Linked DNA regions of Homo sapiens: region 2 is linked to region 1. Evidence: chromatin contacts called from ENCODE Hi-C or POLR2A ChIA-PET data. All regions are on one chromosome and are shown on one strand. The core of a region is the stretch at or near the end of the contact, and the rest is flanking DNA. Distances in the headings are between cores, read along the strand shown. Region 1 holds the start of PAPSS2 (3'-phosphoadenosine 5'-phosphosulfate synthase 2). Region 2 has its middle 18 kb from the start of KLLN.

Region 1 (5,015 bases), core at 778-3,277:
GGGAACTTGGGTTGGTGCCTGGGTTATAACTGCGTTAGACTAAATCAAAATTCAGAAAAGTTCTATTTCAGTTAGCTGTTTCAGGAGTTAATTTAATGCTGTATAAAACAGACACACACATACACCCACCTAACAAAAAATAGAAGGTTCAGAATGTGTAAATACAAAAACCAAACCCTCCGGCCCTCAAATTTCTCACTGCTTCTGACTGTGCAGAGCCCCCGCAATTGATTTGTAATGACCCTGTTCTCAAACCCTCCTCTTCCTGGGCTCCTGCCGACTGGAGGCATCAAGAGGAGAGACCACCTCGTCCCTTTCTAATGCTTGACAAAGTCCCCCATCACAACTGAGAAGGAATTCTTGATGCAAGCAGGAAGGTGGGAATTAAAACCCCACTGATATAAAAAGCTACTGGCACAGCGGCTTGCCATTTAGAAGACACTATTTAGGATTTTACAGAAATTAATCGCATTAAATAGGAACAAAATACAAGTGATTTTCATTTATTATTTCAAAAATATGTTACAACGCTGAGAGTCCCCCACTTAAAAATTACTCCTGAGAAAGGCAGCTGGATTTTGATAAATGTCCCTTCCCAAATTGATGCCACCTACACCCTGGACCCTCCTGCTGGTCCAGTATGGTCCCTGGAGCCACAGAGCCCCCACCCTGTTCTCTTGCTGCTCAAATGACCCTTCTAGCCCTGCATGGCCCCTCCACACTCCTTCCCCACTTCTTGGCTTTATATTTTGTTTTTTTTTTTAAACCTCTCCCCGGCCCACCACAAATACACCTCAAAGATATTTCGGTAATACACATTATATAAGAATAAACATTTATCAGGCACCTACTATGTGTCCATTGCACGTCTATCTACTAGAGAGAGGTCAACCCATTCAGTAACCAGTACAATCATCTGAGGCTTGCAGGGTGGTGGCTGAAGATAGAATGTTCAGCGGCCAAACTGCTGAGTAGGATTTTATCAAGGCTTGCTGACCACATCTGACGTGGCCCCAGTGCTGTCTAGAAGGCGCCATCCAACTCTAAGAGTCTATGATTACTGCTCCCGGTTTTTTTTTTTTTTTTTTTTTTTTTTTTTTCAGTTTATTGGGGTATAATTGACAAATAGAACTGCTGCCATTTTTAAGAATGCAAAATTTATAGGTGCCCATGTTGCTGGGAAAGAAACTTTTCTCTTTGACACGCCCTCATATTTCCCATTAAAGGAGGACAGCTCAGATTATTAATTCTGGGTAAAAGTGTGCCTCCTCAACACAGTCCCCTCATCTTACTCCACCAAACCGAGGGGCACCCTCACCCCTCATTACTGAACTCGAGATGCCACCCAATGCCGAAATCAAGCTAGAGGGCTAAATCCCGCCAGTGTAGAAATGCAATTTCCTCCAGTTTGCTTTGATAATTGCAGTTTCCTCTATGAAAGTCCGTCATTAAAGCCCACTCCAAGGAAGTTCCCATAGACAAAACCCCAGCGACCAGACCTGGCAGAACGGGAGTCAGCTCGATCTGCTCCGAGACCCTACAGAAGAAAAGGCGGGTCTGGAAGAGCTCTTGGGAAAGAAAGGGGATTTCCTGTCCCTGGTCCTGGATCTAGATCCGGACCCACTTGAGAAGCTCGGGAGGTCTCTCGCGGGCGCGGCGACCCCAAGGAGCGCAGATTCCCAGAGTCGCGGGGTGGAGAGGGGCTGCGGGGCGAGGACTGCCCCGGGAATTCCACACAGAGCCTCTTTCTCTTGCTTCCCTCCGTGCCCCACTCTTACTCCTCCTCCCGACGCCCCCTCCCGGGGAGGGTGGGACCCAAGTGCCGGGGAATTGGGGGTTGGGGGTCGGCGCGTGCAGTGCGGTGGCGGGGAGGGAAGCCGGCGCCTGGAAGCCTACCGTCTTTTGCTTCTTGATCCCCGACATGCTGGCTGGCTGCGGCGGAGCCCGGGTCCCGGGAGCAGAGACCGAAGGACGCAGGGACGGCGGCGGCGGCGGCGGCAGCAGCAGCAGCAGCAGCAGCAGCGGCTGCCGGACTCCCGGGAAGGAGGTATAAAAAGGCTCCGCAGACACGTCGCACTTCCCTTGACCAGCCCCCTTCTCCTACTCCTCCTCCCGCCACGCTCCTCTCCGCCCCGTCGGTTCCGCAAGCAGCGCCCAGCCTTGGGGACCCGGCCGCCGCCGCCTAGGCGGGGTCCCCGGCCCGGCCCCTACTCGCGGGCGCGCGCTCCGCCAGCCCCGGTCCCGGGCGAGACCTTGCAGCGGAGCGGCAGATGGCACGCCCGGCACGCGGCCTGGGGTCAAGTTCACCCCGCCCGCCCCACCCCCAGAGGGTCCCAGAGCGTCCTCCACTCCCCTCACCAGCCTCCCGCGCCTCTTCAAGGAAGTCTTCCTGCCTCTAGGACCTAAGAGCTTATTTGGTTAAGGGCAAGGATGCTTGAAGCCGCCAGGTTTGTTGGCAGGATCCTCATATGCAGTAGTAAAAACGAAGGTTCACACTCATGGATCCTTACAATGCACTCCGCTGGGCTCTGCCTTAATTCTCATGGGCCCCCTCCATCCTGCCCCGACCCCGGGCAGCAAGTCCTACTATCTTCCAGTTTTACAAACGAGCAATTGAGGCTTTCAGACTTTGCCAAGATTATATTCCAAATGAGGGGATTCAAACCCAGGCTGACAGCCTCCTCAGTGCAGGCTTTCTTCACCAGCATCATCACACATGGTGATAACTCCCAAGGTTCACAGCTTGTCTGTTCACTATGCATCGTGCTGAGGGGCTTCCATGCACTTCCTCCATTCCCGCTCACAACAGTATCGTCAGGTTACAGGTATGGGCCTGTGGAGGCACGGCCCCTCCTCACAACGACAAGCAAGTGGCAATGGCCAATGGAAGCCCAGCAACTTGTTTCAGTCCACCCCCAAAGTAGCACTTCTGTTCCACTGGAATGGGCCCTGAGGAGGAGGAAAAGGAGGCACAAGATGAGCAGGCTTAGGCCTAGGGCGCCAAGATTTTACCAGAAGGCAGTATGGGGCAACCCTCTGAACGAACCCAAAGGCAGTATGGGGCAACCCTCTGAACGAACCCAAATGTCAAGGCCAAGTAGAGGTGAGGGAGAGAAGCTCTAGTGACAAGCACTTTGGGGGCAGTCACTGGGTCTCACACCCCTTGTACCTTAACTGACTCCTTGTGTAATGCTACAAACGGATGGATATGACCATACTCTCAAAAGAAGTAACGTAACACACAAGGGCCACACTTCTCATTCCCACTCTAGTGTTCCTGCTGTGAAAGAGTTGGAGTAATATTCTATGGAGGTGAGGGATGGGACTTTTCTTTCATACCTAATTGTATTTCTGGAAGACTGCCAGCTTTCCAGACAGACACTTGATCTGAGTATTCATTGACTGCCCTTCGCCGTGGGAAGGTGGGAAAGAAAAATAAATCAGGAGTCAGAAACGTAAAAGGCAGCCTGCATGTCTGTACAGTCTAGAGTTGTAAGCTGATTTATTTTCTTACTCATTTTGAGTAAACTGCCACCACTGCCTTCCAATGTAAGCAGCTAGGGGCAAATACTGAGTTTGAGTTTCTGTTCTGCATACAAACTAGCACATTTTAAATGTATATGAAGTTTAAATAGCAACATCCTATTCTTATTTCATTGGAAAAATCCTTTTATATTAGTTTCCACCATATCTTAGACTCTGCCAGATCTTGCCCTAAGAAAAGGTAAAGTAAATGTGAATTGAAAAATAGCAATTTGCGGCCTGGCACGGTGGCTCATGCCTGTAATCCCAGCACTTTGGGAGGCCGAGGCAGTCAGATCACCTGGTATCAGGAGTTCGAGACTAGACTGACCAACATGATGAAACCCTGTCTCTAATAAAAATACAAAATTAGCCAGATGTGATGGCATATGCCTGTAATCCCGGCTACTTGGGAGGCTGAGGCAGGAGAATCGCTTGAACCCGGGAGGCAGAGATTGCAGTGAGCCGAGATTGCGCCATTGCACTCCAGCCTGAGTAACAAGAGTGAAACTCCATCTCAAAAAAAAAAAAAGAAAAATAGCAATTTGCGTGATTGTTATTTTGTTTTTATATTGCATCTAAAAACAAAAAGCTGTCTTCTTGAAACAGGAAGTTAAGGACAAATACGTAAGCTACTTCCTGGAAAAGAAATATATGATTGTTTAGATCTGGGAGAGGTTGTGAGATCATTTGTCCAATTTCCCCATTCCTGTATTTTACATATGAGCAATGTAAAACTGGCGCTTAGGGAAGGGAGGGCATCTGACCGTAGTCACTAGTTAGGAGCAGAGCTGAGGCTTTAACGCAGGTCAGCCTGACTTCCCAAGTGCTCTGACCCCAAATGTCCTGCCCACTGAGTCACCCAACTTCCACGCCAACTATTTCAATACCCCATGATAACTGTAAACAGGACTGCTTATCTTGTTTTAGATTTCATTCATTCTCAAAAATTATTTTGGAATAGGCATTCTTTTACTGTGAAAATGGAGGCCTCAGTTCTTTTGGACTCAAGCTAGGCTGTTTATGACCCTTTGATGTCACAGATCACCAATTTAGTCGTGATTCAGCACAGCAGTTTACTAAAAAGCAAAACACTCTTTTTTTATTTTCTCAGGGTCTTTCCTTTTAAAGGCAATAGATTTCTTTTTCATCTCACTACCCTCTTGCTCTTAGGAGAGGACATTCCTTCTGAAAAGATATGAGCAACGAGAAACTTAATTTTCGGAGCCTATGATTCGGACATATAGGAACTGGGAGAAGACTCATTCAGGGGACAGAGGAAGGATTGAGGTCTTCTGCTTCATATAGACACAGAATCTGTAACTTCTTCAGTAGTGTTCCCTCCAAGACTTCCCTGAAAAACACCATAGATAACATTGTGCCAATTGATCATCCCTGATACTACTGATAACATTTACATGAAGGTTTCCCCTGTACCACCCCTTCTCCACCATCTCATTTTCATTTCTTCCTTCCAGAAGCTGTCTGCACTT
Region 2 (5,015 bases), core at 1,415-3,914, 190 kb before region 1:
CCCATTTCCCCTTTCACAGTGCCCTTTATCCCACTTTAAAAGAGAACAGAATACCCCTCTCCATCTGAATGCTGAAACGATGTACTGCCTGAAAGTGTAAAAACCTGCAAGGAGCTAAAGAGATCATCTGCAATAATGATATTGCTGCTAAGTAGCTGAATAATTTTACCAACAAACCCTTTTAAAAGTTAACCTGTTTAACATTAATTTTTTTTCTGGTAAATTGAAGGAGAACCTATTGAAACTATTCATTGAAAAATCATTACAAATAAGATCACTAAGTGATGTATGACATATAATTTGGGAAGCTTTCAAATAAATGAGTAACACTGCTAAAACACTTCCTTTCACTCACCATCTACTTATGTGAATAATATTACTCAATGTTTACAACATAAAAGCAAAAACTAGGGATAAATGATCTAATGCTGAACTTGTCTCCTTCTAGGAATATATAAAATTCATTTGTGATATATAAACCAATTTTTTAAGCCCAGTTGATTTTTTTATATTTAATAATTATCAAAATTTAAAAGTATTTATTTGATTATACAAAAATATTAATGATAATTTGGAATAATTTTTAACACTGAGGAGCATTATGGTCCAGAAAATTTAACACAATTTAAATTTTTATAAAATTTGTTGCATGGAAATATGATACAGTCATCATCAATAAAAGATATTCACACATAATATATATTACATCCAAATAAAAATCTGTATCAGAATTGGAAAAAAAATTCAAGTTCAAAGAGAAAAAAGAATGATGTAAAATTTCCCATTGTAAAAAATGCTTGTTCGTTTTTTTAATGTTTTGATGGGCAATGGCAACAAATTACTATGGTATTTATGAATATTGGATACACTTAAGAATTCTACTTTAAATGTTACATAGGCCAGGCATGGTGGCTCACGCCTGTACTCCCAACACTTTGGGAGGCCGAGGCGGGTGGATCACCTGAGGTCAGGAGTTCGAGACCAGCCTGGCCAACATGGTGAAAACCCGTCTCTACTAAAAATACAGGTGAAACCCTGTCTCTACTAAAAATACAAAAAAAAAAAAAATTAGCAGGGCGTGGTGGCGGGTGTTTGTAATCCTAGCTACTCGGGAGACTGAGGCAGGAGAGAATCGCATGAACCCGGGAGGTGGAGGTTGCAGTGAGCCAAGATTGCGCCATCGTACTCCAGCCTGGGCAACAAGAGCAAAAACTCTGTCTCCAAAAAAAAAAAAAAAAAAGTTACATAACTAGGAAATTACTTCCTTTCCACCTACTTAAACTTAGAATAAAAAAGTTCAATTCTAACTCTACCATGTGTATAGAGGAAAAGTTTTTCCAAATTGTTTGTGGGATAAGCTAACAAAAAAGTTTAAAGACCCCTACTCTAGCAAAACTTTCATATATTGAAAGCAGAAACATATAGGGAAATTCATGGAAATATTATTTAAAACAGCAAAAAATTAGAATCTAAATGTTCCATATAGATAAATCAAATGTGATATTTTCATATGATAAAACATTATACAGCAGGTTAAACAAATAAATTAGATCAACTTATCAACATGGAAATTTTGCAAGCTTTATCAGATACTAGTTAAATCTGATTCTCAGAATTACATTGGGCTCATCCTTCTTTCATTTCCCATTCCTCTCATGACAGAGAAACCCATCCAAAAAGTACAATAGGTGTGACATTGCCCAAACTTTGGCCCTGAAGCAGAGAACCCTGAGTGGGTATGTAACATCATCATATCGCAGTTCTAATCATGAAGGCTCCATAGTTATGTAAGGTATTTTAATGACTACACTTGCTGGGAGTGGAAGGGAGATTAAACAGCTCAAATAACCAATTAGGAGGAAAAGGATTCCCTCATTATCTAGTCTTGCGTGACATAATGACGTTTCTGTCAACAACAGCCCGCATATACCAAGGCAGTCCCATGATTATAATGGAGCTGAAAAATTCCTATCGCCTTGTGAACCTAGCCATCCTAACGTCATGGAGTAATGCATTACTCACAGTTTGCGGTGATGCTGGTGCAAGCAAACTTACTGCACTACCAGTCATATAAAAGTATAGCACATTCAATTATGTACACTATGTAATACTTGATAATGATAATAAACAACTGTTACCACTTTATGTATTTACTATACCATACTTTTAATTGTTATTTTAGAGTGTACTCCTTCTACTTATTTTTTTTTAGTTAACTGTAAAACAGCCTCAGGCAGGTTCTTCAGGAGGTATTCCAGAAAACAGCTTCAATATCACAGCAGACGACAGCTCCGTGTATGTTACTAACTCTGAAGAGCTTCCAGTGGACAAAATGTGGATGTGGAAGACACCGATACTGATGATCCTCACCATGTGTAGGCCTGTGCTTACATGGGTGTTTGTGTCTTAGTTTTTAACAAAATAAGTTTAAAAAATTTTAAGAAATTAATTTAAAAATAGAAAAAAGCTTATAGGATATAAAGAAAATATTGTTGATATGTAATCATAATTTATTATTATTTACAACTTTATGTTATTTAATAGCTTATTATTGAAGAAATTTTTTCATAAATTGTAGCCTAGTGTGCAGTGTTTATGCAGTTTACAGTAGTGTACAATAATGTCCTAGGCTTTCACAGTGACTCACCACTCACTCATTGACTCACCCAGAGCAACTTCCAGTCCTGCAAGCTCCATTCATGGTAAATGCCTTATACAGGTATACCATTTATCTTTTATACCATATTTTTACTGTACCTTTTCTATATTTAGGTATGTTTAGATACACAAATACTGACCATTATGTTACACTTGCCTACAGTACTCAGTATAGTAACATGCTGTACATGTTTGTAGCCTAGAAGCAACAGGCTATACCACATAGCTTAGGTGTGTAGTGGGCTACACCATCTAGGTTTGTGCAAGTACACTTTATCATGTTTGCACAAAGACAAAATTGTCTATGGATTCGTTTATCAGAACAAATCCCTGTTATGTGACACATGGCTATATTTGGAACCTCTACTTGCCTGGAAAGAGGAAGTAAGGTACATATTTACTTACATATGAATGATGGATAAAAGAAATATTAGTGACTTTGCAAATATCCAATGGTGAGATAAGCAAAAATGACTCTTAGCAAGAAATTAATTCTATACTAATAAAATCAGTTGTGGAGTTATTTTCTGTAGGAAAGCAAAATCCATAACATAATGCCAGTAGTAACAATTAAATTGTTTGCTTATTCATATGAATTCTATTCTACTCTGTTTTGGGAAATCTGCTTAAACATTTGAGTATTATTTTATTGTATTTTCTTTTTTTAAAAATTAAAGGTCGCTCACTAGTCCGGTTTCCATTAGCGGCCATAACCAAGGGAGAGGAACCAGCTGGCATGGGAAGGGGCCATCTTCACAACATTCCATTTATACACAGAACTAAACAGACAGGCACAGAGTCACTGTTGTGGTTAGAAGTTGTAGCATGGGAAGGTGGAGGAACAGGTGGAGAGTGGGGTTGTTTTTAAAATATATATATAGGCCTTCCCCAACTGGGGTTCCTGGGAGAACTTGGTCTGCTTCAACCCAAGAGGAATCAGAAGATCCAAGCAGTTTGGGAAGGCCAGAACTGTCAGGGATGGAGAGAGGAGGAAAATCCAGGGAGTTGGGGGGCTGTTTGGCAATTGGGGTGAAGGGAGTGCCTTCCCTCTGCTGGGATTCCCCCAGGCCCTCCAGTCTGGCAGGAAGGGGGCAGCCTGCAATCCCTGAGGGCAGGTCTGGGACTAGTAGATTCTCCAGGAAGGGCGCTGGAGGGGATCACAAAGTTTGCCCTCCAAGAAGACGACAGTGCTGACCCCTAGCTGCTTCTTGATGACGTCTTTGGAGCTGGCATAGATCATTTTGCTCTTAATGGATGCAGACTCAGAGGCCCAGAAGATAAACACCAGGTCCTTCTTCTTGCTGTCCTTGGTGGCGTCATAAGGGGCGTAGCGGCAGTCCTTACTGTCAGCATCTTGACAAAAGTGGCATAGGGATCATCAATGGTTTGGTCCACATTACTTACCAGGATCTTCTTGGCCTCCGCAAGGATGATGTACTTCTTGTACTCACTCAGGCAGAAGAGCAGCAACTTCTTGCGCTTCTTCACCTTTTCTAGTGTTGAAGACTTGCACACTTTCATGTCACTGAACACCTTGATGACATCATCAAAGACAGCCACATGGGAGCCCATGTTTCCAGAAGTGAAAAGGAGATGGCAAGGAGAGCCGCTGCAGCTGCTGCCAGGATCTGACTAGACATTTGAATATTTTGAGAATGAAGTCTTATTTTCTCACTGACCCCATTAAAAAATCAGTAATAACATAAAATGAGGCTGTAATAAGAACAATAATGATAATAACTATATTTATTATTACTAACATTTGTTGATAACACTTAATGGAGTCATTAAAGGGTATGTATGGTCTTATGAAGCCCTCTGGCATGTTTGCATTTTCTCCCCAGGTCTCTGCAAATATGTTTCTATAAAGGACAGTGTGGGGTAAGCACTGTCACACAAGTAATAATGAATATTTATTGATTGCATACTACTACTAAATGACCTACAGGCATGATCCACTTAAATACCTCTCATATATCTCTTAAAATTTGCTGCTACACTGCTTCCCTACCAAAAGTACTAAAGCTATCCTTCTCCTATAGCAGCTGAGGCTTTATTATAATTTCTGCAATTTTCTACCTTCAGGAGGAGTTTTCTCCCTAAGGTTTCCAGTATTCTGAAAGTACTTTCCTAGCAGACTCCTCCCATTGCTCACTAGACATGCCTAGACAAGTTCTAACCTCAATTGTGAATGCAGCCTTTATGTGAGTACTCTACCAGAGGAGGGAGAAAGGGAGAAAAGAAATGTTATCACAATGATTGTATTCATTAACCTTCATAATATATATGTGAAAGGAGGATGTAGTGGAATAAGGGTTGTGGCCATGCACATAACATTAAACTGGATTGCCATCTGT

The links. Hi-C counts contacts between places; a loop is a spot of excess contacts on that map. ChIA-PET counts read pairs that join two places held with the same protein, here RNA polymerase II (POLR2A). Pooled maps may share reads with other maps.
Region 2: a map with no recorded cell type shows a loop between it and region 1 (2.6-fold over the local background). The contact joins the enhancer-like site here to the promoter of PAPSS2 in region 1. A Hi-C loop is called at or near these places in 1 of 37 single-sample maps with no recorded cell type and 6 of 50 pooled maps. POLR2A ChIA-PET finds 5 or more read pairs at or near these places in 4 of 52 experiments (AG04450, HCT116, HEK293 and 1 more).

The regions. Positions count from the first base shown.
Region 1 is chr10:87,656,890-87,661,904 of GRCh38, reverse strand. PAPSS2 (3'-phosphoadenosine 5'-phosphosulfate synthase 2) reads right to left here and starts at 2,027. Exons shown (of 13, transcript NM_001015880.2): 1 at 1,897-2,027. The coding sequence starts at 1,923. RefSeq lists a silencer at 2,040-2,279.
Region 2 is chr10:87,843,085-87,848,099 of GRCh38, reverse strand. It overlaps the pseudogene CFL1P1. Among named protein-coding and RNA genes, the nearest start is that of KLLN, 18 kb to the left of the region's middle. RefSeq lists an enhancer at 4,249-5,015. Within about 2 kb of position 2,664, at least 5 of the 41 ENCODE cell types and tissues checked have a DNase peak (open chromatin) inside an H3K27ac peak, as active enhancers do; they include HCT116, where a contact is called at or near this core.